Linked DNA regions of Homo sapiens: all the other regions are linked to region 3. A link is a loop called in an ENCODE intact Hi-C map of the cell type or tissue named here. Cell type or tissue: PC-9. All regions are shown on one strand. Region 1 overlaps LINC02456 (long intergenic non-protein coding RNA 2456). Region 2 overlaps LINC02456 (long intergenic non-protein coding RNA 2456). Region 3 overlaps LINC02456 (long intergenic non-protein coding RNA 2456).

Region 1 (8,000 bases), 130 kb after region 3:
AGTCATTTAATTGTGCGACTGCCAAGCCACAGAGCCAAGCTCACCAAGAAAGCCTTCTTTCCTCCCAACCTTACGTAAAGCCTAATACCCAACTATAACAGTATGAACCCTCCAACATAAATGAAGACTAAAAGGGAGGAGAATGGGGTCTTTACGTCAATGAAAATTCACCTGGTGGTTGGAAAGTCAGAACCCGTTTTCTCAAGCTACTTACCCCCTATTCAAACTCTCAGTGAATACTATAAAGAAGCAGTATCAAAAAGAGGTATTCATTGAATCCCAGGAAAATTCCTCCTCCTACCACCACTGCCCTTTCCCCTATGAAGTTGAAGGTCTGAGGTCAGTCTTAGAGGAAATAAGAATCAGGTTTGGCAAGGACCCTTAAAGGACAAATGGAATGAGGTTATTCTAACTATGTGAGTCCAGTACTAGTGGAGCCTTGTCCTGCTGTTGGCCAAATGCTCAAGATACGGTCCTTAAGCTATTTAGACTCATTCATTTATTCAAAAAATATTGAGCACCTATCAGCTAATAGGCTCTGTGTCAGGCACAGGGCTCTATGACGGGATGGCACTTATATTTTAGGCAGCTAAAATACACTAAACAGATACATACAACTATTGCTAGGGCGAAAGAACTATGAAAGAAACACACAAAACTCTGGGAATTTCTTCCTATCACATCTATGGCAGACCTGTTAGTCAACCATTACACCCTTTCCCACATTCCTCTCAGCGAAAACCAATTGGCAAAAAGTTGAAGTCTACCTGCTATCACCAAACCTGGGTTTTCAGATAAGGACACTGACACTCCTAAACAGGACATATCTATGTCATACCTGCTTAGTCACCATATCAGAGTTGGAAAACAGCTTAGAGATCTGCTTTGCTGAAGCCCCTTGTTTCGCAGTGACCCACAATGGGGAAGTAACCTGCCCCAATATCTCAGGATGTCACCAGAGGCAAAGGCCTGGTTAGAACTCATGTCTCATAACTTTAATTCTAGGACCTTTGCCTGTTATCTTCAGTGGAGACTAACATTTTTGTCTTATCCTACCCAATCATCTCCATCCACTTACTGTGCTTTCATAACTTGAAGAACCTTGTGAGGGAGGAAAGTTTACAAAGGTCAGGAGTTAAGTAGTTTTTGTAGTTGGCAAGATGTATCAATGAGTGGTAGATTATGAATGCTTAAACAGGAAAAGCATATCAGAGCCTGGCAACTGAACAGAGATTAGGATCTTTCTTTCTTAATTGTCAGAATTTCAGAATGTGGAAAAATCATCCTCCTGTTGAGTCTTCAAGTCATCTTTTCAGGGGTAGGGATTTTGGAAAATATAGAAGGGGCAAGAGGGGAGGGAGACAGAGAGGCAGGAATTGGATTTTTAAAATATATTTGTGATCTGTTCTTGCACTGACTACCTACCTAATGCAAATGCTGAGAATGGTCCAGTATGTGCCAAACTGATGATGCTGTTTTTTTGCATCTCATAGCAGTTTGCCAGAGGAAGTCAACTATAAACAGGTTTTTAGGCTGGCAATCCAAGACTCCTTACAGGATTGACTCAGCAGTTATTTTGTCCAAGGTACATAGAACAGATTTACTAAGTCTGGGTCATTCTGATAAATTCTTGAAAACAGGGACCTAGACAGCAAGGGGAGAACATCAAAGATCTCCTGGGGCCGTAACCATAGTTGGCAACTGGCCTGTGTCCTCACTTCACTCCAGTCCTGGGGCCTACAGCAAAAGGAAACTCACAAGGCAGAAGTCCTCCTTTGCCCTCCTTAAGCCATCTGCTTTGATATGGCTCCCCTGAAGAATCAGAGCTTCTAGATTTCAAAAAATCTCACCAGATCATCTATTCCAGCCCTTACTTCATGGAGGTAAATTAAAATTGTCATTAACAGAACCATAGTACAGGCTTTCATGTGGAAAGAAGAAGGGTTAGAGCACTGAGTGAGCAGAGGGGTCCACCAAAGACCTCTGGGAACAGAAAGTAAGTGATTCCCTGGCTTAGATAGGAAAAAAACAGGACATAAGAAAATAGTAGTACTCAAACTTTGGCATGCACCAGAATCACCGACAGGGCTTTTAAAACACAAATCCCTGGACCTCACCCCCAGAACCTCTAATTCTTGTGGGTCTGGGACACTGGAACTCGCATTTCTTTATTTATTTATTTTTTTTTTTTGAGATGGAGTCTCACTCTGTCACCCAGGCTGGAGTGCAGTAGCACTATCTCAGTTCACTGCAACCTCTGCCTCCGGGGTTCAAGCAATTCTCCTGCCTCAGCCTCCTGAGTAGCTGGGATTACAGGTGTGCACCACCACACCTGGCTAATTTTTGTATTTTTAGTAGAGGTGAGGTTTCACCATGTTAGTCAGGCCGGTCTTGAACTCTTGACCTCGTGATCTGCCTGCCTCGGCCTCCCAAAGTGTTGGGATTACAGGCGTGAGCCACTGCGCCCAGCCTAGAATTTGCATTTCTAACAAGTTCCCAGGTGATGCCAATGCTTCTGGTACAGAAACCACACTTTGAAAACTTCTGTATTAGATAAAAAGAGAACAAAGAGGAAGGCAACTGTATGAAGCCACTCAATTCCCTTATCCTCTAAAGGCTTCATGGAGGGAGTTGATGAGTAGATATTTTCCCTAGTTAGGTAGATGGATGCAGTCTTTTCTTTCCATTAAGTGTCATATTTGAACTTAGTGAGGGTGCTGTGCAAGGGAGGGCTATGCCAGCTGGCATAGTTCACAAAACATAATTTCCTGTGGAAATTCAGTAAAAAATCACAAAGAGGTGAAGTCAGATGCTACCCAAGGGTCACAAGGTTGAGCCCTGGAGGGAGTGAGGGACTGGCTTGGGTCTGGTGACTTGCGGTGGGGTTGGGGTGGTAAACGGGAGACAGAAGAAGATCCAGTTCTCCTGTTTGCCATTGCTCATCACTAAGTATATTACAGGCTGTAAATTACAAGTAACCTCATTTTTCCAATTATATTAACTTTTATTCATATTTAGGGGATACTGCAATGTGGGAGAAAGGGCCCTGGACAGGGAGCTGGCAAGTCGCAATCCTGGCTCCACCCCAGTTAGTATTGTGATAATTAGTGTTCCTCTCTGCATCCGAGCTTCTTTATTAGTAAACTGAAATAAAAATGTTTCTAAACACTCCTTGAGGGTCCAATGAGATAAAGTATAAAGGCACTTTGCAGAAATATAAGGTACTATAGAAGTGGAAGAAATACCTTTTTACTCACTCACTCATTCACTCACTCACTCATTCATTTGACAAAATTGTATTAGGAATCAATCATGTGCTGTACTCTGACAACATCATGAGGAACAAAAGAAACAAGGTTCTTGCCTCATTAGGGGGAAAAGAGGAAATAATAGGCTTTCTTCTCAATCTTCTCCCCTAACCTTGCTACTACGGAGAATACTTTTAGTGGGACCACAGCAGAGAGTTAACAGACACACCTTTAGAGTTTTCCTGGGAGAGGGTCTTCAGGTGCCCTTGCATGCCCTCTCCAGACTACTACATATTCTCATCTCTAAGCAGAAAGAGACAGATGAGGGAGAAGAGGTACTGAGCCAGTGAGGTGGGGAGTGTGGAAAAGGCCTCACAGTAGAGTCACTGGGTCCCAATCCTAGCACTCAATGGGTGGCTTTGGATGAGTTATTTAACACCTCCATGGCCCAATTTTTATCTATTATATGGACATAAGTCATGGCTAAGATTCAGCAGTACTGGTTGGTGAAACATTGAAATACTTCTGTCCCAGCTGGTAAAAGTTACTGCCACTCAAGTATCTCCTATTCCTGCTACTCTGGGCACTCATGCCCTACCCTGTCCTGGGAACTTTCCACAGTCCAGCAAATAAGAAGTAATGCCCGTCACAGTGGGTGAATCCACTCTGCTTCAGTAAAACTTCTGTAGTTTCTGGGTGGCTGATGACCGTGTCGAATGTGTTGTTAAATATTTTGACTATCACTTGTCTATACAACTTTTTTGAGGATCTCATTACAATCTCAATAAGCAAATGTCTTTTTGTGTGCTCAATACAGTCTTGTTTCCTCCTCCAGGCAAAAATGGACTGTTTGGTGTTGGAGGCTGAGCAGAGGTGGGCAAAAAGGAACAGAAGGAGAGTAACTGGTGAAGAAGGAGCAAAGAGTGAGGCACAGTAAGTTGGTCGTGGCGAGGGGGCGGGGGGCGGGGGTGGGGGGTGCGGGCAGATTCTCTCTGGACCTGGGATGCGCTTAGCAAGTCCCTTCTTGGAGTCCAGAGAGAAAGTAAGAGCTCAGGGCATGTCAAAGGGCTTGCAGTTCTTTGAATGGAACACAAAGTGTTATTGTTACATAGTAACAGCTCTTGCTCACATCGACAATTTATTCCATTCTAATTCTAATCTCTTCTTCACAGGGGAGACAAAAGTCTGCACATTTCTCCCTTGCACAGCCCTGCAACTTGCTACTGGGAGAATGGTTTCCTTGTTTCCCTGAGACTCACATTTGCACTTTCTTGGCAAACCTGCTGAGAGGTATCAGAGTCACTGGACACACCCCAGAACATTGATATGTTTGGAATTTAATCAGAAGCCCCACAAAAATGGGACTATTTACCTTACTCCTGGAAACACCCATTTGAAAAATATTTAAAAGCTATCAAAATACAAATTATTAGGACTCTGCCCTTCACAACGAGCTTTTTAGGATTTATGTATTTTGATATGTGCCTCATTCTTCCCAAGAAACGAGGTCAGGCATTTCCCTGATTCTGACATTTTAGTGCAGTGACTAGTAAAAAGATGGATAGGGTCCAACCCTGTTTTTCCATACTTCTTTACCTTGTTCTTTGGTGTCTGTTTTCTTGCAGGAGGGGCCTGGAAAAGCCTCTCCCAGCAATCTCAGGTGGCATGGTCTTACTGCCTGGAATTGCCAACCTTGGAGTTCCAACTCTGCATCTTTGAAGTCTGGCTGGGAGTAGTCACCAATCTGAAAGTCAAGGCCCACAGGATCCTGAGAGTCCAGGAGTCCAGAAAGAGACAGACAGGCAGATAGATAGAGAGAGAGAGAGAGAGAGAGAGAGAGAGAGAGAGAGAGAGAGAGAGACAGACAGGCAGACACACACACACACACACACACACACACACACACACACACACACACACACACAGAATCAACTATGCTGCTGCTTACCAGCCTTTTACTTCCTTACTTGTTACTCTTATTGTGTCCTCTGACACCAGCCTAGGGGTTGTTTTAAAGCTTCTCCATGATTCTCAAATCTTCAGACTCACCCTCCCCACCTAGTTCTCTAAAATGCCACCAGCTCCCCCTCTGCATTGGAAACATCCATCTTCCCTGCTCACTATTCCCCTCCGTCTCAAAATGTTCCTTTGTTCTTCACTCACTTCCTTTCCTTTGGCATCTGGGGAAGGTTTGTTCTCCTTTTCAAATTGAAGGCCCTGACCTGGGCTCATGATCAAATATCACTCAGTGATCTCCTCTTGAGTAATTTCAGTCTCACCCTTTCTGTAAGAAGGACCCTCAGTCTTTCCCACACAATGCCCTCTCAATGTGCACCCTACCTTTCTTTTCCTTCCTTTTAGAATTGTTAAATTAGCAGCCTGCACTGACTAGCTCCTCTTTCTCACCTCATCTCTTTCCAATCTGCAGATTGCAATTCTGATTGGGATCTTACTTCTGGTCAAATTGCAATATTGAAACATAATTGGTGGTGTAATGATTTTACCATTGATGACTCTCAAACCATCCAAGTCAGTTTTTTCTTTCTTTCTCAGTCTTATTCTCACCCTTCCCTCACTACAGGGCATAGGACACTGCTGACATCCCCTTGCTTCTTGAAATGAATGCTTTCTGCTACACTACAGTAGTAGTTCTCTTTCAACCAGGGATAGTTTTTCTCAAGTTTCCTAAATGATGCCTCCTTGGCATTCCTGAGATTCTTCTCCTCTCCTCCCTTTTTTGCCTTTACTCCACTCTCCCCTCCCCTTGTCTCATGCACTGCCATGGTTTTGGTGACTACCCCTTACCTCTACAGAAATGACTCCCAAATCCTTGCCTCCAGAGGTCTCTTGCCTCCTGGATCATAGTCCCTCAATTCTACCTGCTGGATTTTTCCTTTGGTATACTGCTGGCATCTTAACCCAGAGTGTTCAATACCCAAATCATTCCCCTCTTCTTGAAACAGACTCAGCCTTTTCAGCCTCTTTACTTTTGTAAATGGTATAAACGTTACCTGAGTCAGGCAAACTAAAAATATTTGCTTCTGCATTGCATCACTCTATTTATTTAACTCACTTTTTCTGTTTGGTTGTTTTCTGCACTGGCTCTTGGCTCTACTCCCTGCTTTCCACTGCAGTTGCTCTCACCTGAATGCATAGTTTATCTTTCTGCTTGGATGCTTGCACTAGCCTGTTTGGTGACTGTTTCCTTGATTTTGTTTTCTCCTTTTCCAATTATCTAACACACTCAGACAAACTGATCTTCTTTGAAAAATTTTTTCTGAGACAGAGTCTCGCTCTGTCACCCAGGCTGGAGTGCAGTGGCGCAATCTTGGCTCACTGCAACTTCTGCCAGGTTCAAGCAATTCTCCTGCCTCAGCCTCCCAATTAGCTGGGATTACAGGCACCCGCCACCATGCCCGGCTAATTTTTTATATTTTTAGTAAAGATGGGGCTTCATTATGTTGGCCAGGCTGGTCTCGAACTCCTGACCTCAAATGATCCACCCACTTCAGCAAATTGATCTTCTTAAAGCCTGATGAGTCTTTGCTGGTCTCACCTCTCTGCTAAATTAAGCTAACCTTTAAAATGGCATTTAAGGTCTTAAAGATCTTTCAAGGCTCAATTCTCAGGACTTCCCTAAAATTAATCTATTTTCTAATCAAATGTGATGGCTCAAAATTTCCCAGTAATTTCCAATTTCTGCCCCTTTGTTTATATTCTTTCCTTTACCTAGCTCCCCCAAGAGCACTTTTGCTCAAATGCAGTGGAATCAATTCCTTCTCTGAAACCCTATAAAACTTAGTTTGTGCCTGCTTTTTTACCCTGATCATTGTCTGCTTAATATTGCATATTTTGGTAGCCTAATTATCCTACTTCTATCTCTTCCAGTTTATAAAATATTTGAAGGGAAAGAGTGTACTGTAGGCTTTCTTAGAATCTTGCATGGCATCCGAGGCAGTATCTTTTGCATTGTAGGCTCCAATATATATTTGTTGAATGCTAAATAAACTAATCATATTTTTAGAAACTTTATATTCAGTTTCTTGTTTTGGAAAATATTTAAATTTTTAATTTTATTTATTTTTTATTTTAATTAATGACTGGAAAATACTAGTAACTATTCACCTCACATAAACATTCTCAAAACAAACTCATTTCTCCCAAAGATGACTACATTCATCAACATTTAGAGATAATTCTTCAGAAGCAAGATGGTGGACTGGAGGGCTCCACTAATTGTCCCTCCAACAAGGACACCAATTTAAGAACTATCTATACACACACAAAAGCACCTTCATAAGCTCCAATAATCATGTGAGCACTCACAGTACCTGGTTTTAACTTTGTATCACTGAAAGAGGCACAGAAGAGGCAGGAGAAACAGTCCTGAATCACCAATGCCACCCCTCCTTAAACCACTTGCAGTGGTGGCATGGTGTGAAGCATTTCTATGCTCTGGGGAAAGGAAGAGTGGAGTAATTATGAGACATTGACTCAGTGCTGCCTTGTTCAAGTAGAAGGTAAAAAACAGGCCAAACTCACATGACACCCAGCCATGGAGGGGGCATTTAAACCAGCCCAAGACTGAGAGTAATTGCCAATCCCAGCATGGGAACATAAGTTCCCATAAGCCTTGCCACTGTGGGCTAAAGTGCTCTGGGGCCTCAAATAAATTTCAAAGGCAGCCTGGGCCACAAGAACTGCAACTGCTAGGTGAGTCCTAATGCTGAAATGGGCCCAGAGCCAGCGCGC
Region 2 (8,000 bases), 67 kb after region 3:
ACTCTGATCTTCTGTTTAGCTGGCTCTGCATGTTAAAATATTTCTCTATTACAATTCCCCTGTCTTGATAAATTGGCAGTTTCTGGGCAGTGGACAATATGAATCTATAGGTCAAGAGAACCCTGACTAATACAGTCAGTTACATGAATTGGCATGACTGTGTGCTGATAAAACTTAATACATACTGAAATCTGAATTTCATATAACTTTCATGTTCCTGAAAATTTTTTTTTACTATTTTTCAACCTTTTAAAAATGCAGTGACTATTTTTAGCTCTAGAATCTGTACAATTGTTAGAATATGTAGTTAGGCAGACATAGGCAGGGCAGGAAAGGGCCTCCTCTCTACCAAGAATGTCAGGGGACAATCAGGTGATTGTCAGGCAGTTGTTAAACTGTCTCTCTAAAATAATAATTGGTCACAGCTGGTGCCAGGGATAGGCAGTCTCCCAACATGTAGAAAACATCTGAAACTGATGATCAGCAGTTTCCCAATAAGATCTCAGGAGTTGGGCAAGTGGGCCCAAACATGTATACTTAGAGACAAAATGGCAGAATTTAACTGGTATATGACTTTCTTCTAGGAATGCTCAATTGGTAAGGGAAAAATGTCTCAAATGAGCATGAGCACAACATCAGTAAACCCACTGTGCATGCAGCCTTTCCCAGGTGCTGGCAGGCCACTGTGCATGCAGGCAACCCATCCCAAGGCAAGAATCAAGGGAGAAGAGATGCAAGACCCTGGAAGCACGCTAACATATAAAACCCCAAGTCAAAGGTCAAACAAGGCACTTGGATCTCTCAAGTTGCACTCTTGGCCCTCTTTATGTTACTTCTTTTCATTCCTGCTCTCAAGCTTTTTAACAAACGTTCACTCCTGCTCTAAAACTTACCTTGGTCTCTCCCTCTGCATTTCACTCCTCTATTAAATTCTTTCTTCTGAGGAGGCAAAGATCAAGTTGCTGCAGACCCATATAGATTCACTGCTGCTAACAAAATCACAGGCAACTAACTGATTTGGCCTTTGGGGCACAGCTTGTTAGTTCCTATTCTAGAGAGTGAGGGTGTCCTCCTCCTATTCAAGGCCAATCCTTTCACTCTATCCCATGATCCTACTTCCTGCTCCTTTGAGGCCTCACTCATTCTATGTATATCTTTTCTTTCCTTTCCTTTTTCTTCCTGTCTTCCTTACTACAGTCTTCTCAGAGTATAAACATGTTCAAACCTATCTCATTATAAATTAAAGCTTTCTTGGCCCTTGTGATATATAATTTTATGTACCAACTTGGCTGGGCTATGATGCCCAATTGTTTGGTAAAAACACTAGCCTAAATGTTGCTGTGAAGATATTTTTCAGATGGCATCAACATTTAAATCAGTAGACTTTAAGTAAAAGATATTACCCTCCATAAGATGAGTGGGCATCATTTAATTAGTTGAAGGTCTTAAAAGCAAAGACACACTTTGTGAAAAACAATGAATTCTCCTCAAGTGTGCAACATAGAAACCTTGCCTGTGCTTCCATTTTGCTGCTCTGTGGGATTCTGACTGAAGACTGAAACATCAACTCTTACCTGAATTTTCAGCCTCCTGGCCTCCTCTATACATTTTGTACTTGTCAGCCCTCATAATCACATGAGACAATGAAATCAGTATTTCTCCCCAGTACCCCATGTAGATAGATAGATAGAGATAGAGATACATAGATATATGTAAATTCTATTATTCTATTTCTCTGTAGAACCCTGACTAAAACAGCAGCATATTATTCTTTTAGCTACTTCTTACCCTCTGTCTCCCCTTTTCATCTAAATTTGGAAGAACAATGTTGAGAACCAGGACTTGCATTTGGAGACCTGCTGGCTAAGTCTAGCCTCAGATTTACTGTTTGATCAGCACAGTGTTTTGGATCAGATTAGTTAAAAAACAAGATTGGAATTGAATGACATCACTTAGAAATTGGAAGATTTTATTTAAGAATCCAGATTTCTACTTTTCTTAGAATTGTGATATTCAGGCTGGGTCCATATTCTTAAGTAGAGCTGATTAGCTGTTGTTGATCAGCAACTGTCCTCTTTAAGTTAGATAAATGCTCTCCACTCTGCCACAGTTCCCGCCACTTCCTATTATCACCATCATGATTCATTCTTATGCTTGACCTTTGGCTTTCTCAACAGTTGGCTTCCAAGATGCACTTTATCATGGTCTTTACTATGGCCAACTAGCCTGAGTTAAGCTGGCTTCTGTCTAGCTCTCCTACCCTATCTCCTGACACCCTTCTCTTTGCTAACAGTTTCCAGCCATACTGACTTCTTTATTAGGAATATATAGATGCTCATTCCTGCTTCAGAGTCTTCACATTTACTATTTTCTCTTGGCCTATAATATGCTTTCCCAAAGTATTCACATGGCTGACTTCTTATTAAGGAATTCATTGAAATGTCATCTCCTCAGAGAAATCTTTCCTTACTCCCCCTCATTCACTTGGAATTTGCTCTTTGCTTCATTTCCCTCTTATTTTCTTCATTTTTAAAGAATTCTGAAACTACAGTTTTTCTTACTTTTTCTGTCTCCTCTCACATCACTACTGAAAACTCAAGTGCCTATTATAGTACCTGGACCATGTAGGCCTGGACACATATTATTTATTGAAGTTAATTTATCCATTTACCCCACCTATCTGGCCCCTGTATTTGAATATCTGACCCCTAGTCTTTACTCACTGCCACTACCTCCTCACCTCCCATGTGTTCCTTAACTCACCTCACTTTTGTTTCTAGCCCCACAATTTGAGCTCTTGCTAAGGTCATCCATAACCTCCAACTTGCCGCATCTCTCAGTCTTTTTTTTAAATTTGGACTTTTTGGTGCAACTTGACCCTCTCTTGGTTTGTTTTACTTCCTTTTCCTCCTTTTTGTGGTTTTCCTCATATTCTATTCTCCGTGTACCACTCTTGCTACTCTGCACATTCTCACTGAATAATCTTGTCTAATTCTTGTAGTTTCAATATGCAAAAATGCAATATCTCTGCTTGAGTGTCCTGCAATCACCTCAACCTAGACTGAATTCATTACCTGTCTTAAATTGGTTTTCCTGGATAACAGACACTTAAAAGAAGATATGCATGCTGGGAGTTTTTTGCGAAGTGCTATTAGCAGCAGAACTCATGAGAGGGAGTGAAGGAAGCAGGATAGGGCAGGAGAATTTGATGTCATGAAGATCTCACGTTGGAGATCAAATACTCTTTATGCTTCCTGATAGTGCTGGCTAAGGCTCTGTGGGCAGGAAAGGTAAACCCATCACTGGAATATGTGTCCATTCTAGTGAAAATGAATTGTTTTCCTAATTAGCATGAAAAGAGTTCAATTCAGTTGACTTGCCACCAAGTGACTGGTTATGATCCTTATGGGATTGTTTCATATTGGGTTTTCAGTGTTGCGTCTCTGTTGTTGGAAGAGGGGATATTTGGCAATGATGGTAGCTAGAGTAGCGAAAAGAATGAGGACCCATCCTGTTAGCCCATGCATAGCTTCTATACTCCCCACCATGGCTACTCTATTCAAATGCCTATTGTGCCATCACCAGATTAACAAATCACTGATGTCAACTGGCTGAATTATTCTGTGTACTTGATTATTTATGATTCTTCCATTTTAGACACTCATTTGTGGGCCTTAATACATCATTATTCACACTTTGTGCTCACTCTCATAGACCAATCCATATACCTTTTCTCCAGATCCTCTTGCTTATGATATTCCAGATTTTCTTCCAGGCCTTGAGCCAATCAACTGAGCCATTCACCACTGCCTGTGAATCCATAAGTAATCTTTTCTGAAGCCACCTCTCTTTCCACATCAAGCGGATAATCTTAAGCTTAAGCTCTACTCATTGGGGGGATTTTTTTTTTCTCACCACCATCTTTTAGAGATACCTCTGAGTAGAGCTACATTGCAGCAGCAATCATTTTTGGCTTGTACCTATAGACTGAGTTAACCCATCTGTGCTCCTAGTTTGGCATTTTTCTTCCTCCATTACTTGGTCAAAAGGAGCTCTCATGAAGGCGTAGGTGTGAGTTGAAGGAAAGACACCAGGGCAGTTGCTGATGGCCATTCCTACAGACAGTCTTTGTTATTAGCCATCAGCAGTCACACGCCCAGCAACTAGGGAAATAAGAGTCTAAATCTTGGGCAGTGAGTCATAGCATTCCTTATACCATCATCCCACTGAATCTGCTTCTCCTGCATTGCATTTCTTTTGATAGCACCACCACCCATTATTCAATGAGGTTGTAAGTGTGTAAATTATTCCTGACTCCTTCTTCTTCATAACCTTTACTTCCTCACCCTAGATGACTAGTTATTGATTGCTACATGTCTAAACATTTCTAGACTCTGTCCCCTGCTCCTCATCTCTGGTTTAAGCAGTGGAAATAGGAATGACCAAATCTAAATTTCAGAAAAATCACTTCAGTCTCAGCATGGAAAATGGATTGATGGAGGCAGGACTGGCAATAGGAAAAATTTAGGAGGTTAATACAAAGAGATTTATAGTAGAAACTTGAAGTTTGTTTTAGATTGGAATGTAGAGAAGTGGCTAAATTCTAGAAATATTAATAAGGCAGACCTGACAACTTGGGAATGAATGGCAGAGAAATGCAGAATGACTTCTAGGTATTAACCTAAACAAGATGGAGAAGAAAAATAACATTTATTGAATCCTATGCTCTGTGCTAATTATTTATATCTGTGATCATGTGGAGCCCAGAAGGCCTCTATTTTCTCTTTTACTTATATTAGGACTTAACTGATTTGCCCTTTTCTATAATTTAAATGTATCTCCCAAAAAGCGTGTGTTGGAAACTTAATTCTCAATGCAAGAGTATTGGAAGGTAGAGCCCAATGAGGATGATTAGGCCATGAGGGTGGAATTAATGGATTAATGTCATGATTGCAGAAGTGAGTTTGTTATAAAAGGGGAAATTCGGCCCCTTTTTACTTTCTCTCTTTCTCCTTCCATTTCTCCCTCCCTCCCTCCCCCCTTACTTTTTGAGACCTTTGCCATGGGATGACTTGGAAAGAAGGCCCTCACCAGATGCTGACCTCTCGATCTTGGACTTCCCATTCTCCAGAACTGAACAATAAATTTCTTTTCATTATTTGTTACCCAGTCTCACATATTCTGTTATAGCCACACCAAACAAACAAAGACAGCCTCGTATCTCTACATCTAGTTGTCTTTATCTGGGAAAAAAATAAGTCCAACTTAGCTGTGAAGAAGTTATCAATCTGCTGGGTGCGGTGGCTCATGCCTGTAACCCCAGCACTTTGGGAGGCTGAGGTGGGTGAATCACCTGAGGTCAGGAGTTCAAGACCAGCCTGACCAACATAGTAAAACCCTATCTCTACTAAAAATACAAAAATTAGCCAGGCGTGGCGGAACGCACCTGTAATCCCAGCTACTCAGAAGACTGAGGCAGGAGAATCGCTTGAACCCAGGAGGTGGAGGTTGTAGTGAGCCGAGATCGTGGCCACTGCACTCCAGCCTGGGCATCAGAGCAAGACTCCATCTAAATAAATAAATAAATAAATAAGATGTTATTAATCTTATAGATAGCATTTTGTAGTCATAACAGATTTTGACTTTTATCATTTATCTCTGTATCTGTAGAGTCTAATGAGTACCTGGCACACAGTAGGCATGCAACAATTATTTGCTGAATTGAATTAAACCTTTTTGAATTAAATAAGTTTTAAATTAAACTATCAAATAACTATTTGCTAACTGAAACCATGGGCCTCCATAACCCACACATAGGCTCTTAGGAAGTAGAGTGGGGCAAAGTGGCCAAGGTAGCATTTGGTTCATAGCCATCTCCACCTCCCACCATGTTTTCTGGGTTGGAATAAACTATTAAAGTCTAAGATGAAATCTTAATAATGGCAAGACTATCACTCGGATTGCATGGAAATCAGCCTGGATAATTCATCTATGTGGAGGACATGGTCAGGACAGGCAAAGAGAAACAGGATTCAGTTCCAACATTTCCTAGTAATCTTCCTTAACAGCAATGCTTTATAGAGCCATGAAATGTTAGAACTGGAAAAGACCTCAGAGACCATAAAATCCAACCTCTTCCTTTTACAAATGAGGACAGTGAGGCCTGGTAGAGCTAAGAAAAGTTACCCAATGTTTCACAGTTAATCAGTGAAAGAGTGGGACCCAGAAGCCAGTGCTCTGTGTTCTGAACCAGGTCAAGTCAGGAAGCATAATTTGGATGACTAATATATTTCAGGTAATTTGCTAATTTCTGGTGCTGCAGAAATCAGTCCCCTGGACATTAGTTCCCTATCTGATGGGAGACAGACACAAAATCATATTTTATCACCATGAATTAAATGGCATGATATAAATATAATGCAATCATAGCTAATTGCTACCATTTGTTGAGAACTCACAGAACATTTTACTGATTACTTTCTGTGACTTAGTTCATTCAATCTTTTCATGAACTGCTTTATCTATTAATTCCTTTTCAACTCCAAGCAGTGAATAAAATTGGAAATACACACTGAGAAAATTTCTTCAAACCAAAATCTATGTTTAAGTTGTTCCCCTTCATCCAAAGTCTGAAGACATTCACCACCCAGATTGTGGGTGAGCACCAGACCCTACTCAACTATGATTGGGGGCATAAAGGATTAATAAACAGCTCTGGGAACCTTACAGGAACCAGTGCTAGTGGAAAGCTCTGTGATAATCTTAGTAGATGGAAATAAAGCTTGCCATGTTTATGATTTCTTTGGGGATTATATAGGAGCGTTATAAGACCCATAAGGTCATATTTAAAGCTGGTGAAAGGCCTTTTAAGGTTTACAAGGCACACACTGGAATATTGGTTGGAGTTTCTGACAGTTAAGTTTCTGAACACTGCTTTTACTGCTTCATAGGGACTGACTGCTGAAAACCTATTACAACATCAATTTACATTTTGACAGTTCCCTAAATACATCATACCCATGTCCTAAAATGTTTTACAGAAAGGCTGGGCAATTGGCTGTTAAAATCAAAGAACTTCAATGAAAACAGAATTAAAAAGCCAAGATTTACTTTGAGATTTTTACTGATCCAGATGGGAAAAATGTAGTCCCTGTATCCTCAATCATTCCGGTGAGCTGATGTCATCTGAACCAAGAAAAGCTCAAGAGGTTGCTACATAACAGTTTGCATATTTTTAGTGCTTCTCTCCCTAAAATTTTTGATACCAACAAAACTAGTTTATTGTGTAATTAGAGAATAAAAGCAGAGTATTTAGGAACTCTTACAGTAACCTCCCTACATTGTCTTCATTTGCTCATTTGTTATTGAGCATTTATTATCTGCTAAACATTGTTCTAGGCCCTGGAAAATTAGTGGAAAAAAAAATAAAGTCCCTGACTTCAGAGAGTTTATGTTCTAATTATGAAGATGAGCGAATGTAGAAAATAAATAAATAAAATTATTTTGTTACTGAGTAATGAATAAGGTAAAACAGAATCATGAAGGAGAGAGTAAGTTAGTGTGTATGTGTATGGGGCAGATGGGAGGGGTGTGGTATTTTAGCTAAGATAATTAGGGCAGACCTCTCAGTAATTGACATCCTAATGAAGAGAAGGCCTCAACTCTCCAGAGATCTGGGACAGAGCAGCCTCAGCAGAAGGAACAAGTGCAAAGTGCAAAGACAAGAAGGAGGACAGCATTCTTTGACATTTAATTTCATGGTGTTGGATTCTTTTTCCACAATAAATATTTTGAAGGCCTAAAAATTTACTTTGGCATAAATGTGATATTCAGAAAGAACTCACACGTAAACATAAAGAAGACCAGAGTAGCTGGGGTATAGAGATAGAGGTTGGTGGAGGTGAAACTGGAGTACAATGAGGAGAGAGGCAGTCAAGACCTAGATCATATAAGGTCTTGAAGACTATCTAAAAGTTTTGGATTTCATTTTAATTTCACTG
Region 3 (8,000 bases):
CGGCTAGGATAAAAGCAGGCAGAGGAACGTGGAAAAACTAGACTGGCTGAGTCTTCTGGCCTCCATCTTTCTCCCGTGCTGGAGGCTTCCTGTTCTCAAACGTTGGACTCCCAAGTTCTTTAGCTTTTTTATTCTTGGACTTTTGACCACAGACCAAAGGCTGCACTGTCAGCTTCCCTACTTTTGAGGTTTTGGGACTCGGACTGGCTTCCTTGCTCTTCAGCTTGCAGATAGCCTATTGTGGCACTTCACCTTGTGATCATGTGAGTCAGTACTCCTTAATAAACTCACTTTCATATATACGTCCATCCTATTAGTTCTGTCCCTCTAGAGAACCCTGACTAATACACCATTTCATACTGTAAGACAGGAATCAGGTTCTTTTTTTTTTTTTTTTTTTTTTGAGACGGAGTCTCGCTCTGTCGCCCAGGCCGGACTGCAGACTGCAGTGGCGCAGTCTCGGCTCACTGCAAGCTCCGCTTCCCGGGTTCACGCCATTCTCCTGCCTCAGCCTCCCGAGTAGCTGGGACTACAGGCGCCCGCCACCGTGCCTGGCTAATTTTTTTTTGTATTTTTAGTAGAGACGGGGTTTCACCTTGTTAGCCAGGATGGTCTCGATCTCCTGACCTCATGATCCACCCGCCTCGGCCTCCCAAAGTGCTGGGATTACAGGCGTGAGCCACCGCGCCCTGCCTGGAATCAGGTTCTTAATCAGCCATCTGTTTCCAAATATCCCAAACCTGTGGGTTTCAAAATATTAACTGCTCTGAGAACCCAAGTCATGACTGTGGTATTCAGGTAGAACCCAGACACACGCAGCCCAGGAATCTATCTAAAACACTTCCTGTGAATGGTTCCAATTCTTTAACAAAGATTTAATTGAGAATGAGTGGAATGAAGATCACAACTAGTTTAATGATCACACAAACACAATCATATGTGACCTGGGAAACTATATGGCACATAGTAATGTCTAATTGCTTCTCACTAAGCATTTGCTAAAACCCCTTGACGAGTTGTGGTTAGGGAATTATCTTTGTTCAGATCTGTTTTCGATTTAAAAAAAAAAACAAAAAACTATCCACTGGGATCTTATGTTCTTAAAACCTCTGAATTTTTTTTTTTTTTTTTTTTGACAGAGTCTCTCTCTGTTGCCCAGGCTGGAGTGCAATGGCATGATTTTGGCTCACTGCAACCTCCATCTCCCGGGTTCAAGTGATTCTCCTGCCTCAGCCTCCCGAGTAGCTGGGATTACAGGTATGCGCCATCATGCCTGGCTAATTTTTGTAGAGACGGGGTTTCACTGTGTTGGCCAGGCTGGTCTTGAACTCCTGACCCCAGGTGATCTGCCCACCTCGGCCTCCCAAAGTGCTGGGATTACAGGCATGAGCCACTGCACCTGGCCAAATCTCTGATATTTTCACACAAAAGTCTTCTCTCTGGGTACTAAGATCCTTATTAAAAAGAAGCTTCATTCTCTTTGTCTGTACTTGCTCAAGGTCCATATTTAGATTCGAAATGCAGCCTTTGCTATCTACATTTAAAGGTTGCAATTCTGAATTCTCTAGAGCCTGTGCTTCTACCTTCCCTGCACCACCATAGCAGGAAATAGGCATGGCAGGTAAAGAAAATGAGCAAGGAGACAGATTTGATTTCCAACAGCCTCTCCGGTAAGATGGCTAGATTTAGGAGGGGAAAAAAGTACAAAATTTCCAGTTAAATTTAAATTTTGGAGAAACAATGATTTTTTAAACTAAAAGTATATTGCCTGTGCAATATTTGGGACATACTCCCACTAAAAAAAATCCATTGTTTATTTGAAATTCAAATTCAACTGTATCCCGTATTTCATCTGGCAACTCTACTCTGAAGTTGTATTCTCAGACCCAGACACACTTCGCACGCATACTAAACATGTGCAAATATTTTCACTTCCACAAGGAAATGCCCTCACTCCCACTTTTCCTAAAGCAAAAATGCCCTCTTTGCTCTTGGTCTGCCTTTAACTTCTCTACATTAAACATGGGTCCATAAAATAGTTATTTTCCTCTGATCTGTAGGGTTAGAAAACAGTATCCCAATTAAATGATACTTGGCATCTGGCACCAGACCTGGATTTTAGGGAGTTAGGGGTGCTGGGTTCTGTAGGAAACCAGGTGACGCGCACTCCATCTGAAGGAGGACAAGGTTCACTAGTCAGCGCTCCACTGTCGCCATTTGGGAATGCAGCTTCGGTACTTTGGAAGAGTCCAAAAAAAAAAGCCAAGATATCCTGATTTTATGTGAAAAAACTGCAGACATTTAATCATTGATAACTAGTGCAACTGTTAATCGAAACAAATGCAAGCACACTAAAACAAGCAAACATGCACACACAATGTCTGGGGGCCTCTTCTCAGGGTATCCGACTTGCTGTTGCTGGAGTCCTGCACTTTGGGGCAGAAAGGGAAGGAGAGACCTCTGAAAGAGGCAAATTTGGAAGTTTCTGATAAAAATGGCTCCCTAGGTGGACAGAAACACAGGTGCCATTGTTGTAGCAAGATAATTATTTCCCATTTCATTCCTTCTTCCTGGGTTTCCTCCTCTGCAGTTCCCCAACTTAGCAGGCAGCAGGAGCCTGCTTCCTTGGTCTCAGGCAGGTATGTGGCAAGGAATGAAGGATATAAACAATTGTCTTTCCTGGCTTTTGTTTTCAAAATTCCATGCCACTGAGGGTATTTTCTAGGTGCTCTAGTCTAGAGAGTTTGAGGAGAGAGAGGATAGCCCTGAGGAAAAGGTAAACAGTGGGAGGAAGATTCTCCCAAGCTAAAAAAAGAAATCTCAGACAGTAGGAAGGGGGCAGAGGTTTGTGGTTTCTGGGAGCAGTGGACAAGGTTCCTACATCGTCACTCCCTGGCAGTGCTCCAAGGAGGTGGCTGATCTCAGAGGGGACAGTGGCAGAGGCCACAAATAAACACTGGGCTCCCCAGAGTCACTTTGCAGTCCCACGATCTGAAGGGACCACCAGAAGAGAAAACAGAACTAATGCATCTCTACAGTGCTTGGTGGATAAGGGGGACTCCCTGTTTCAGGGTCCTACAGAAGACCCCGGATCTATCTAATGCCAGGCATGAGAGGAGGCCCCAAATGACCATTGTAGAACACATGAACTGCGCAGTGTAAGGGGAACTTAGATTTGAAATTCACTGATTTTGAAAACACAAAGGAATATGCACAGACTGTTGGGGCTCAAAATATAACACCTCAAAATGAAGGCCTCAGCAGCAGCCTCAGAAGCAAACGTTTCTCTGTCACTTTCTCCTGCCCTCCTGCCCCTCAGTCTACCCTGAGGCTTGCTGTAGACATTAGAATCCTTCTTCCCCAAAGTGGGTTGTAGAAAACAGAACCCATTTGTCAGTTTTGGCTTTTGTTGCCATTGCTTTTGGAGAACACTTGGACACAGGAAGGGGAACATCACACACCGGGGCCTGTTGTGGGGTGGGGAGAGGGGGGAGGGACAGCATTAGGAGATATACCTAATGTAAACGACAAGTTAATGGGTACAGCACACCAACATGGCACATGTATACATATGTAACAAACCTGCACGTTGTGCACATGTACCCTAGAACTTAAAGTATAATAATAAAAAAAAAGAAAACAGACCCCCTTTTCACCAAAGCCGGCCATAAAACCTGAAAATAGTACTCTAACCCCTTCCCTCCTTTCTGTGTAAAAACTAGACTTAAATAAATTATCTGACCTGCTTGATTGCAGGTCATAAGATCCTCATTCCAGAGAAGGTCCTGCCCCACACCCAGAAGGAAGGAACGCTGCTCAGAGAGGCCAAGAAGAATCTAGACAGACAGTCCTTGCTGGTTTTCGCCACTTAGTCTAGTAGCATTAGGTCATAGCCTTTCTGTTCCATCCTCTTTCTACACAGCTGTCCATACTTCCTTAACCTACACATAAAATGGATAGTTCCCCCTATATCCTTAGGTCTTCATGCTGAAGTTCCCCACGTCATATAAAACTATGATTTAATAAACCTGTATGCTTTTCCCCCTATTAATCTGCCTTTGATCAGTTGATTTTCAGCAAACCCTCAGTGAAGGGGAAGTTTTTCCTTTGAGTCGACAAAAAAAAAAAAAAAAAAGGGAATGTCCACCTGACTATATACATTGAAGTTCTTTGTTGCCACCCCTTGAGAATTCCTGTACCAATGTATAATGTACAAATAACATGATTTATTCCTACTCTGGTGGCAGCAGCACAAAGATGGACTAGTTAGACATTTCCCCTCGTTCCATGGAATGAGCATATTTGGTCAAGCCTGGGTTTTTTCACAGACTAAGAGATAGAAACTCTTGAATTACTTGCAATAATAAAAGCCTGTGTCTTTGCCTAGAAAATCCTAAATAACCACTACCAGACAGCTCTTCACCTAGATTACTACTTGTTAAAATTCTGACCTGAGATGGATGTTCCCCATATCCCTAGGTAGTGTTAGCTATATTTAGTATGTGCCTATAGTATAGCATTTACAATTAGTCCTCATAACAAAGGTACTGATATAATAATTATAGTTATTGCTATATTATATAATAATAATGTTTATTATTCCACAAACAAGGGACTAAGACATAAAGAGGTTAAATGACTCCTCCAAGGTCTCACAGTCAGTAAGTTCTAGAGCTAAGACTCAAACCTTCTTCAGTCTTCTAGAGGAAGTCTGGCTCCAGGATCTGAGCTTCTAACCAGCTCCCCCATCATCTGCATCCAGGCCTTTTCATGGGCTCTTCCTGCTGACTGGATGTTCCGGCCTTGACCCGGTCAGTCCTCCCATTCTATGTTCTTAAGGATCATGTACCTTTCCTTTATGACATTTACTGTAATTTGTAAGGATTTTATTATTTTGTCTCCCTAGATAGATTGTGGATGCATACAGAGATACTGTGAAGGCTTTGCATGCTGGGGCCAAGACAACTAGCCATCTCTGCAAGCCCATTCTCCTCTTTGTGGGGAGACACAAGGTGACAGAATTATGCTAGACGCATGCTGCCTAGCTACCTCTACTTCTTAGCCTCCCTTGCAGCTATGTGTGGCCATGTGATTAAATTTTGGCGTATCAAATGTGGCACAAATGCTGGGTGCCACTTCTATTTCTCCTTTCTATTGTTGACAGCTGGAGCCAACTATGACTCAGTGCCCCCCATATAGAGGCTGGATGACAAAGCTGCAGGAGATGGCAGAGGGTGAGGGATGTAGGCCCACGGGACCAAGTGAGGTAGAGCTACCCACCAACCTGAACACTTACCTCAAATTATTACATGAAGAAGTCATTTACTTCAGTCTTTAAACCACTGGATTATTTTGGTTCCTTTGTTACAGCAGCCTAACCTTACCCAAACTCACCACTACGTTTCTGGAACCTAACAGAGTTATCTAGTACAGAGCAGGGGCTCGTCATATATTTGCTAAGTAACCAACTGAACAGTTACTTACAGAAATGTCTTCCCAACTAGTGTGTGCACAGAACTCCTTATAAGTTGGGACTGTATCTTCTACTTGTTTTCTTCTGCATCAAGCACAGCATTGAACACATAGCACGAGGCCAAAGGATGAATGAAGAAATGATAAAAAGAGAAACGCTGGGCATGTACATGGCCACGTTTCTACATCTTTTTACATTTTGCCTGCTACAGAAATGCTTTTCAAATAGTTATAATACATTCTTATATAAACAGCAATTCAACCGGAAGTTCGGATATGAGGTATTTTTATGTAAGTTAATTATTGTATCAAAATAATTGGAGAAAAGGTAGAGCAATGTGTGATGTTTAATAGACTTGGAGTTAGGGAATCTGGCTTCTAGTTTCAGTTCTAGTTCTAGTCATGTCTGTGATCTTGGACAAATCACCTAAATTCTCTAGGTACCAGTATACACATCTGTTAAATGAAAGGAATAAAAACGTTTCCTGTAAGGTTTCCTGGCCAGGCGTGGTGGCTCACGCCTGTAATCCCAGCACTTTGGGAGGCTGAGTGGGGGTGGATCACAAGGTCACGAGATCGAGACCATCCTGGACAACATGGTAAAACCCCATCTCTACTAAAACTACAAAAATTAGCTGGGCTTGTTGGTACATGCCTGTAGTCCCAGCTACTCTGGAGGCTGAGGCAGGAGAATCCCTTGAACCCGGGAGGTGGAGGTTGCAGTGAGCTGAGATTGCACCACTGCACTCCAGCCTGGTGACAGAGTGAGACTCCATCTCAAAAAATAAAAATAAAAATAAAGGTTCCTTCCAGCTCTAAAACTTCATAATTCTACATACTATGCTTTTTTTCCTGGCAATGTATTTTTATTCCTTATAGTTCCTCACTCCTTTTCTTAAACATGACCATCCTCTTCCTGTGTCTTCACATAGCCTTTTCCCTGTGTGTGTGCGCACCTCTGGTATCTCTGTTTGTGTGTCCAAATTTTCTCTTCTTATAAGGACACCAGTTAGATTAGATTAGATCCCATCCTAATGGCCTCATTTTTATTTTAATCACTTATTTAAAGGCCAAAATACAGTTACATTGGGAGGGATTAGGGGTTAGGGCTTCAACATATAAATTTTGGGAAGACACAATTTAGCTCATAACATTCAGGTCATAACAGCAGTCTAGGAAGGTGGAGCTCTAAAGCTCAGTCATTGGCTGGAAGCTGGTGTGCTCATCTTATTAGAACTTGTAACCCGGGAAGGTCAGGGTCAATGATTTCAAGTCTCCTCTTTGGATTGGCAGGAAGTGGGATGTGAGCACAGGATGGGGCTCCGATGTGGTTTCTGGGGGTGGGTGGTGGGGATGGGGCACCAGGGCACTGTGTAAGAGAGATGGGACCCTGACCAGACTCCTTGCTGTAATTGCCTGTTTCTGTGTCTGCATCCCCTCTAGACTGTTATTTTCTGGAAGGGCAGGGACCATTTCTATCTTGTTGATCTTCAAATTCCCCAGTGCCTGGTGCATAGCTGGCATATTTGTGGAATGAATGATTCACTTTTGCAGTCTCTTCCCTGTGTGAAAGTTATTTTATGTATCAGGAAAGCAAATTCTTTTTGCATCTAGAAACTTTCAGCCTCCTCCTGTCTTGATCTTAAAGAGTTTTTGTCTTATTTTTTCCCTTTGGAAATGCTTGATGCTCACCGATATAGGGACCATTTACTGAAGGTTTATCACACACCAGGCACAGTGCTCAGAGCCTCATGAGTCTCTCACTTAATCCTCATGACAGCCCTGCCAGGTGGGTGTTCCTTGATTCATTTTACAGGTGCAAAATCCACTATTCAGGGAGGTGAGCTCCCTTCCCCAGGTCACACAGCTGGTAAGGGATTACCGGACTGGGTTTGAAACACAGGTCTGTCTGGTTGTAAAACACAGGCCCTTAACTACCTACACTTACAGGTTCACAAACGGCATTCCTGCCTCAGATTTGACAATGCCTACAGTTCTTCAGAATCATTTCCAAGAACAGCCAGGTCTCCTAACTACTCGGATCAAGTGACCCTGGAAAAATTCAAGACTTGACTCTTGAATGAACCAAGAGACAATATGCATACCAGAGCCAGATAATAGTAACACTTTTTATTTTTCATAAAAGTCTTTCTGAAGAACCCATGATGCTAGGAAGAAAATCTTCAAATTGCTCCAGGCTTAGTCTTCCCTTCTATTTCTTTCAGCATTTGGTACTCTATGGGGATTGGATAGGGTGTCTAGGTCCACATATTAAGATGAAAAAAAATCACAAAAGGAGACTGGTTTGTATTTTGTCAACTCAACTTGAACTATGATATTTTTTCTCTTGTTTTTCTTTTCTTTTTTTTTTTTCCTTTTTAAAGCCAATTTGACTTATTGTCTTAGTATTGTGTAGACACAGCCCTGGTGATACCTTGTGATGAGTTTGAGATTCTTCAAGATCCAAACACAATGAGGGTGACTTAAGGACAGAGTTTCAGCTTTGCTTCTGACTCTTCTTGGTTTTG

What was found. Hi-C counts contacts between places; a loop is a spot of excess contacts. Peaks named below come from ENCODE experiments on the same cell type or tissue, not always from the same donor. Only the 100,000 strongest peaks of a DNase experiment are listed, where the experiment ranks them.
Region 1: a loop joins it to region 3, with 11 times the contacts of the local background. A loop is called at or near these places in 2 of 110 quality-filtered maps.
Region 2: it touches region 3 in a loop (2.7-fold over the local background); 3 of 110 quality-filtered maps call a loop at or near these places.

What each region holds. Positions count from the first base shown.
Region 1 is chr12:102,686,023-102,694,022 of GRCh38, forward strand. LINC02456 (long intergenic non-protein coding RNA 2456) reads left to right here. Exons shown (of 13, transcript XR_007063427.1): 12 at 4,084-4,181. Among named protein-coding and RNA genes, the nearest start is that of LINC00485, 130 kb to the right of the region's middle. In PC-9, no CTCF peak of the experiment used is centred here; DNase peaks (open chromatin) are centred at 4,519 and 6,349; H3K27ac peaks cover 1,595 bases.
Region 2 is chr12:102,627,297-102,635,296 of GRCh38, forward strand. The region is part of intron 11 of LINC02456 (long intergenic non-protein coding RNA 2456); the gene reads left to right. Among named protein-coding and RNA genes, the nearest start is that of IGF1, 150 kb to the left of the region's middle. In PC-9, no CTCF peak of the experiment used is centred here; a DNase peak (open chromatin) is centred at 4,195.
Region 3 is chr12:102,560,387-102,568,386 of GRCh38, forward strand. All of the region lies in intron 11 of LINC02456 (long intergenic non-protein coding RNA 2456), which reads left to right. Among named protein-coding and RNA genes, the nearest start is that of IGF1, 84 kb to the left of the region's middle. In PC-9, no CTCF peak of the experiment used is centred here; DNase peaks (open chromatin) are centred at 2,775, 3,835, 7,025 and 7,395; H3K4me3 peaks cover 2,662 bases; H3K27ac peaks cover 6,752 bases.